Linked DNA regions of Mus musculus: region 1 is linked to region 2. The links are chromatin loops, found by intact Hi-C in ENCODE. Cell type or tissue: heart. All regions are shown on one strand. Each heading gives the region's core, and the rest is flanking DNA. Links, peaks and the distances in the headings are about the cores only.

Evidence for each region. Hi-C counts contacts between places; a loop is a spot of excess contacts. Peaks named below come from ENCODE experiments on the same cell type or tissue, not always from the same donor. Only the 100,000 strongest peaks of a DNase experiment are listed, where the experiment ranks them.
Region 1: a loop joins it to region 2, with 4 times the contacts of the local background. A loop is called at or near these places in 7 of 42 quality-filtered maps.

Annotation. Positions count from the first base shown.
Region 1 is chr7:125,489,615-125,493,503 of GRCm38, reverse strand. Nsmce1 (NSE1 homolog, SMC5-SMC6 complex component) reads left to right here and starts at 2,061. Exons shown (of 8, transcript NM_026330.4): 1 at 2,061-2,091. In heart, for the core only: a CTCF peak has its summit at 2,014; DNase peaks (open chromatin) are centred at 843 and 1,973; H3K4me3 peaks cover 1,659 bases; H3K27ac peaks cover 2,434 bases.
Region 2 is chr7:125,579,769-125,583,657 of GRCm38, reverse strand. No RefSeq gene overlaps it. Among named protein-coding and RNA genes, the nearest start is that of Il21r, 22 kb to the left of the region's middle. In heart, for the core only: no CTCF peak of the experiment used is centred there; DNase peaks (open chromatin) are centred at 2,087 and 2,847; H3K4me3 peaks cover 637 bases; H3K27ac peaks cover 264 bases; H3K27me3 peaks cover 478 bases.

The DNA.
Region 1 (3,889 bases), core at 791-3,290, 90 kb after region 2:
AGGCTGTTCCTCAAGGCTGAGGTTCAACCCCACAATCTATTCCTGATTGGCTAAGCCAAAAAGCAGTCTGAGAAGGGGCAGAGAGTTGAGGGAGAATGTAGACTCTCTTACAGGTTTAAGCAGTTCAGGGAAATCAGGTAGCAGATTACACCTGGTTCAACAAGTGTATTGGATGAACAAGGAACAAAAAGGCTTTTCAGGAGCTGGGAGCATTAGGGAAAGTGGGCTTTCAGCTTCTAAACCTGTCTGTAAGGAAAGAAACGACTGCGTCTCTCAGTTCAGGCTTGCGTGGCAAGTGTCTTCACCCACTGAGACATCCCCTTGACTTTGAATACTGACAATGGTTTGAAAGGCTTTTTAAGACTTCAGGGCAAACCAACTGTTCGAGCTTCCCATGAGGGCTGTTTTCAGAGTTTATACAAAGTTTTTTGTCATTGATAGTTCAGTTACCAAGAATTTATTATTCACCCCACCCCCAGTGGCTCACAGTTCATCTTCATAACCCTGTCCTCAGTTTGATACTATGGTTCTTTATAAATGGCCAGGATAAGGCTAGGGCTGGCGGAGTGCTTTGTCCTAGAGATGAGAGAGTTTGGGTTCAAGAACCAGGATTTGACCTTGGCCTTCCACCTCCAGAGATGAAGCTTTTAATGACCTCTGTATTGTTAGTCTCCCTACTCAGTTGAAGAGCTCTCCAGAAGATAAGAAGCTGTCCAAGACTCCAGGGGTGGTGAGAGGCCATGTATGTTTTCAGAGATTGGACTGTGCACTTCGTACGGTTGTATAATTAGTCACTTTTCCTGGGCGAGGCTGCATTTCCAGCTCTGAGACGTGCATCTGGAATTCTCGGAAAGGAAAAGCCTTGAGCAGGCAGAAGTGATTTCTTTGAAGTTACCCTTGTGGCAATTTCATCAGGCCTCACAATTCTTAGATGAGAGTGGCTAAGGCAGTACCACACCACACTTCTCGGCGGCCGTCCTAGTTTTCCCTGCACATTAGTAAAAAGTTTCTGCCCCAGGTAGTAAATGTCTCCGCTGACGTAATAAGCCAGATCATGCTGAATTAAAAATATAAAAGCAGGTTTACCGGGAGCAACTCTCGGGCAGTTTCAACGGTCTCAGAGAACGAGGCCAAAGAAGTCGCCATGAGACCCGGAGAAAAAGAGCCTAGCAAAAGAGAAACAGAAGGCAGAGCGACAGAGAAGAGAGTCCTAGGATGGCTGGGGTGGAGGCCTTTTCTCCACAACACGCACCTGGGTGAAGACTTAAGCAGCCGCTAGGTCCCTGAGAGCAGGCCAGAGGGGTCACCTGCATAGGAACAATTAGTTCTTTTAAATCTCTTATTCAGGACTGGTGTGTGTGTGTGATCGTCTCTTATGCTTTTTCCTCTGTGTGTGTGTGTGATCGTCTCTTATGCTTTTTCCTCTGTGTGTGTGTGCTGCATAGGAACAATTAGTTCTTTTAAATCTCGTATTCAGGACTGGTGTGTGTGTGTGTGTGAGATCGTCTCTTATGCTTTTTCCTCTGTGTGTGTGTGCCAGAGGTCTACGCAAGATGTGGTTCCTCGGAAGGCCTCCACTTTGTTTTTTGATACAAGGTCTCTCTTTGCCTGGGCAGCAAGCACTTTACAGATTACGCTCGCGGACCCCAGAACCGGCTGTTTTAACTCCACTTAGTAGCTCCATGAAAGGTCACCGCTCAACCAGTAGCGGCAGAGCCAAGTTTCTAGCTCAGGCCACAGGAAAACAAAAGCCATTCTTCGTCTCCAGTCTAAAGCCTGCAGTAGTTTTACTACGACACAGGCCGTGGGCCGTGGATCGTCCCGCCGTGGGTTCTCCTCCAGCGAGCGAGAGGCGGGGGCGGCGGAAGCCGTTCCGGGAAGTACGAAAACCGCGCGGGAAACCGCGTAGCTCAGAAGGCGGCTCACAGGTGCCAAGGCGCCATAGCAACAGAGCGGGCGGGGAAAACGGAAGTACTCCGCTGGTGAGCGGGAGAATGCGCGTAGCCCACCAGTAGGAGCTCCAGTCTGGCGATCTCTCCGCCCTGGAGGCGGGCTCCGATATGGCTTCCGGCGTGATCTCGCTGGTTTGCGGTACGTATGAAGGCTTTGGGGTGCTGCGGGGACCAGAGCGGGCATCTGTGGGCAACGGGATCGACCATGGGGTCGGCGCGGGCTTTGGCGCTGACGAGATATTGAAGCCCGCAAAAGGCAGGGGTTGGAACAGCTCTATAACAACATAAGTTGTTTATTTGTTAATTTAAATTTTAAAAAATTGTCTTTTCGAGACATGCTCTCACCATGTAGCCTAGGCTGACCTGGAACTCCTGTAGCTCCTGACTCCCGATCGCCTGATGGGTCAGGCGGAGAAAGTGTGCCTTGTCACTGACACTGTTTGGTGACAGCCACTTGTACCCTTCTGTTCAAAACGACCACACCCTCCCCTTGCGTGCCCCGCCTCCCCACTCCCCCCCCCCCTTTTTGTTTTGTTTGTGGAGCCAGCATTTGAAAGCCTGAGGCTAAATGTGTTCAGAATCATCCGTTTGTCCGATTTTGGAAAAGTATAGGATTCCTGTGCTCTGTGTTTTGTTGCATTTCGTACTGATAACCATAAATAACACCTCTAACCCAGACCAAGACTGGAGAAGTCTAGAGAAGGAACCTAGATCATGGTTTGTTCTGTCTGTCTGCCTATCATCTACCTACCTATCTAAGCAATCTATCTAATCATCTGTGGTTATGTTTTCTAGACAGGTTTTCTCTTTATTGCCGTGGTTGTCCTGGAATTCACTCTGTAAATTAGGTTGGCCTTGAACTCAGATCTGCCTGCCTCTATCTCCCATGTGATGAGATTAAAGGTGTACACCACCACTGCCCAGCAACCACGGTTGGGACTGGCAGTGCCTTAAAAGAAACTGCTTTTGCAGTACTGTCCGTCACTATCGCCATCACTTGTGTACCTTTGTAGCCCCAGCTCCCTCCTGGGGAACACTGTTCCTCATGAGGTTCTGGTGCGTTTCAAACCAGGCTGTGCCATCAGCGGATTAACACTGCCTAGCACAGGCCACCCATGCTGTACCCAAGCATTGCTTATTCTGTAAACGCCTTGGTTTTAAAGTCCTTTGAGTGGGCTGCACCTATCTATGGTTAATCCTCTCTGCAGAGTCCCTCATTGCAGATAGTTGCCATCCTAGCCACAAACAAGCATGGCTCCTGTGATCGGTTCCACACCCATTTTCTGACCCCTTTCCCCACATCACACCATTTGAACTTTTTCTGTACCACTCTTCTCTAATTAATATTTAAGTTGTCTTTAAGTATTTTTGTTTTGTAACATACTTATGAAGATAAAATGAACACCTCAGGTGTAGCACCACCAGATTAAGAAACGTATTATTCCATACCCCCAGCCCCCCATTGAATCTCCTCTACAAAGTTTCCCACTACTCTGAATTCTGTTTTCCTTGCTGTTGATAGGCCTCACTGAGTTGCTATGGCCCTGCCATGATCGCTGTGTACAGTTCTTTCTGTGTTTGGCATCCTTGTGAATGTGTGATTTGCTTTTTGCATATGGTGTGGTTTTGTGTGTTTGTGGTTTGTTTTGTGACAGTTTCTCTTTCCCTGGCTGACCTGGAACTGGCAATGGAGACCAGGCTACCCTTGAACTCAGATCTACTTGCCTCTGCCTCAGGGTGCTGGGATGAAAGGCAGCCACAGTGCCCAGCTTGCATGCAGTGTGTTCTGAGCAGTACCCATGTGGATGTGAGCAGCCTTGCTTTCTTTGTCACTGTCCTGGATTCCACGGTGTGATTTGAATCCCTTTATATGACTGTTACTTGGTTGATAAGGCATTTATAGTATTGCCAGACTTCCATTACATGATGTTTCTATG
Region 2 (3,889 bases), core at 872-3,371:
TTTTCAAAAGAAACTTCATCTCCCCAAGATGGAAAAATGGTATCTTTACCATAAATCGGAGGGAAGTGCAGACAACTGAAACAGAAACCCACACTCCCTGCTGTGGGCTGCTGTACCACCCTGTGGATGATCAGCAGAGGAGAACTGAGAGAGGGCTCAAGGAGAGAGAGCCAGAGAGCCACGGTGAGTTCTGCACTCACTCCACCAGAGGCCCAGTTCTGCTTCAAGACAGTTTTGGTGAGCAGCTACTATGTGTCAGGCTCCATGGTTCTGGGCTCCACGATTCTGTGGCAGTGTGGCCATAGTCAGAAGTCTCAGCACTGCAGCCCACCTTGGAGGAGAAGACCCACTGGAAGAGAAGGAGGAAGGGTCCATAGTGCCCATAATTGTGGTTGTCCATGTGCCATGAGCCTTGTGCCAGCTGGGCTGCTGACATGGCTGAACACTGGCTGTGAAGATGCCCAACAGATGCTGTGGGTGGCTCTGGGGTTTACACAAGGGCACTGAGAAGAGACAGTGGGAGACATCAGTCCATCCGTCATTCATTTACAAGTCACGGTGCCTGTCTCTGTAGGACCAGATTTAGAAAGGATTGTAATTAACTTAGTGGGCGAAGAGGTGGCAGAAGAGAAAGGAAGAGAGGAGGAAGAGGGGAAAGAAGAGGAAGAGGATGGGGGCGTAAAAGAAGAAAGAGGAAGGAGAAATCCAAAGGAGGAGGAAGAGACTGAAGTGGACCACATCCCCTTCCCTCCCCCCTCCCCACCCTGTGGCTGCAGGGAAGAAGGAGGCCCCTGGGTTGGTACTGTAATTTTTATTCTGACTGTAACATTCATTGCTTCCCTGAAAGTATAAACATGTGCACAGGTTCCAGGAACTAGGGCATGCCTAGTTGAAGGTAGCTTCAGAGTTCCTTGTTCCATCCGCTACAACACTGAAGATTGGGTTACCTTTGCAAAGGAATTTCTGTTTAAACAAAAGCACATGGCTTTAGACTCAGGAGGCAGGGTTTGACGATTAGATGATGCGTTCGAGGACTTTTCCCTCTCTGCCGCACCTCATTTGCCTTTATCTTCCATCTCGATACTGTCTCTTCATGACCACAGTGTGGACGACAAAGCACCATACATTACACGCAGAGTGGAAAGAAAACGGCAAAGGACTTTCTCCTGCTGCTTTTCCTGATTAGGGAGGACTGTCAGTGTGGCCTGTGGTCCCATGGTAGCAAAGGACAAAAAACCATGTAGAGTGACTTGGGCCTCGGTGGTCAGCTGGAAATCATGGCAGAACTGTAGCAAGGAGGGTAAGTCAGAGTAGCCAGAACTCATCAGAGGCCCAAGGGACAGACACAAAGGACAGTGTGCAATACAGATGTGTGCCCAGACCACAAAGTCATAACATTACAGAGTGGTGCTCTATATGAGGGCCTGGATCTGGGTCTGCATGGAAGGAGCTGGGACAGAGGACCTGGACCTATGAGAAGTTGGTGCTATGTAATGGCAGAGGGATTGGGGTGGTTCTGCAGTGGAGTTCTTGCCTGCTGTGAGGACCTCTGCTCATGACCCCAGCACTGTAAAGGAAAAACAGCCAAGAGTCACTCTGCACATAGCCTATGGCGAGATGGGGACATGTGCAGACACAGGGTGGTGACAGCGGGGCACATTTTATCCTGGACTTGTGCTGTCTTTGGGATTAAGGGTGCCATTTTCCTTGAGCATAATTTACTGCTCAACTCCCGCACTGCCCAGACGCACTCAGTCGGACATCAAGAATAAGCTTAGCAGATGCTTTTAAAGAGTTTTGTGTGCAAGAGCCACTCCAGGGGCTCACTGAAGTGGTGATGTATTTAATTCTCACCACGGGCTCGTGAGACAGGTGTCAATTACAGATGCATATGTGAGCTCAGATAAGTTGCAGACTGGCCCGGTGCCAGACAGTTGGGTTTAGGGTATCCTGAATGTCTGTGCTGTTCTCCAGAGCAGGAGCATTGTCAGAGACAAGCAGAAGCTGGGCTGCACCTACTTGGGCCGCAGTTGGGGAGTTCCAGGAACGCAGGCTGGTGCTGAGACAGTGCGGGCCACCAGGGGGCAGCAGGGACTGAGGCACGGCCCTTCCCTTCCCCTCCCTCTGGACACAGGAGTTGCTGGGCATCACTTGCTCCTGCCTTCATTTTTCCCGCGTTTCACCCCAGAGTGGTGTCACGCCATGTCCACGGTCCCACGGACACTGACGTCTCTTGAGCTCAGTGTGGTATCACCGCAAATCCGCGACGTCACCGGCGCTGTGAACCCACAGCGCGCAGTGCACCCGCGGTGAACAGAACCGTGCCCTGTGGTCTGGGATTTTTTTTTTTGGTTTTGACTTAATGACTTAAGTGGGAAATTTATGTCAGGAAAGTTGAACAGGCTACGCGCGCTCCGCGGCAGCCCACGAGGCCGGAACCAGAATAAGCGCAAACAGCGTTTTCTTCCACCAAGTTAAAGCATCATCGTGGCTTCCAGGGCATCCAGCACAGCGGGGGCTGCTGGGAAAATCCCAGCTCACAACACCTTGGTGGCTGCGCCCGCCACGCGCAGGAACCCTCTACAGACATCACACCAACCCTTGGGTCCTTTCTTTTTTCATTTTTCTAGATCTTTCCCTGTCCTCTCTTAGTGGAGGCTGTTGACAAAAACACACAGAAACAAAGCTTAGATGCCAATAAACTTAAATAAAATTGTTCATTTTAAGTGAAAATTTCAACTCCTCAGTCAAACCAGCTGCATTCCAAGGAACCTGGCTAAGTACTGGGAAGCATTTCCTGTGTGGTTTGAATCTGGTGTGTCCCCCTGGGAAACTTGACTGGATGTGAATGCTTGTGGAGAGGGATTAAGAGGAGGAAATTAGTCACTGTGGTATTTAGAGAGGCCTTTGGGAGGGGATCAGGGTTAGGTAAACTCATTAGAGCAGGCCCTGGAATCATAAGGACTATACACAGAAACCAGACTCACGCTCACACCACACACATATACAAGTACACATGCATATACACACATACATGAACACACACATATACAAACACCACACACATACTCGAGCACACACACATATACTCATGCCACACACAAACCCCACACATAATAGAAGCACACACTCACACCACACACATACATGAACACACACACACCACACACATATACAAGCACACACACATCACACATATACATGAGCACACACACACTTACCATATGCATACATGAGCATGCTTGTACACACACACATACATGAACACACACTCACACCACACACATACATGAGCACACACATACTCACCACATGCATACACGAGTGTGCTTGCACATACACACACACACACACAAGCACACATACACCACACACATACATGAACACACACTCACACCACATACATACACAGGCATACACATATCACACATATACATGAGCACACACACACACCACACACATACATGAGCACACACACATGTTCTCCTATGGGGTGCCCTGACTCCCCTGAGGGCTCCATCAGCAAGGCCATCTCTAGATTCCACCTCCTGACCTCAGAATTATGAACTGAAAAAAGCCTCTTTTCTTTATAACTCACTTGTGCGTGGTACAGGGTGAGAGCACAGGAAGCAGTCTCGGCAGCTTCTATCTCAGCACACGGCTCTGTGGGGCAGAGCCGTTGTACACAGTCACTTGCTTACAAAGCTCCTTCCTCGGATTGAGCTTTGAGCCAGTGTCCTATGGTTTGGCTATAAAATGTGCACCCACAGCTCGTGTTTTGAACACCTGGTTCCCAGGTGGTGACATTGTTCCAGGACATGGTGGAACCTTTTGGACACTGGGCCTTTCTAGCAGAAGAGTGACACCAGTGGGCCTTGAAGGCGATGGC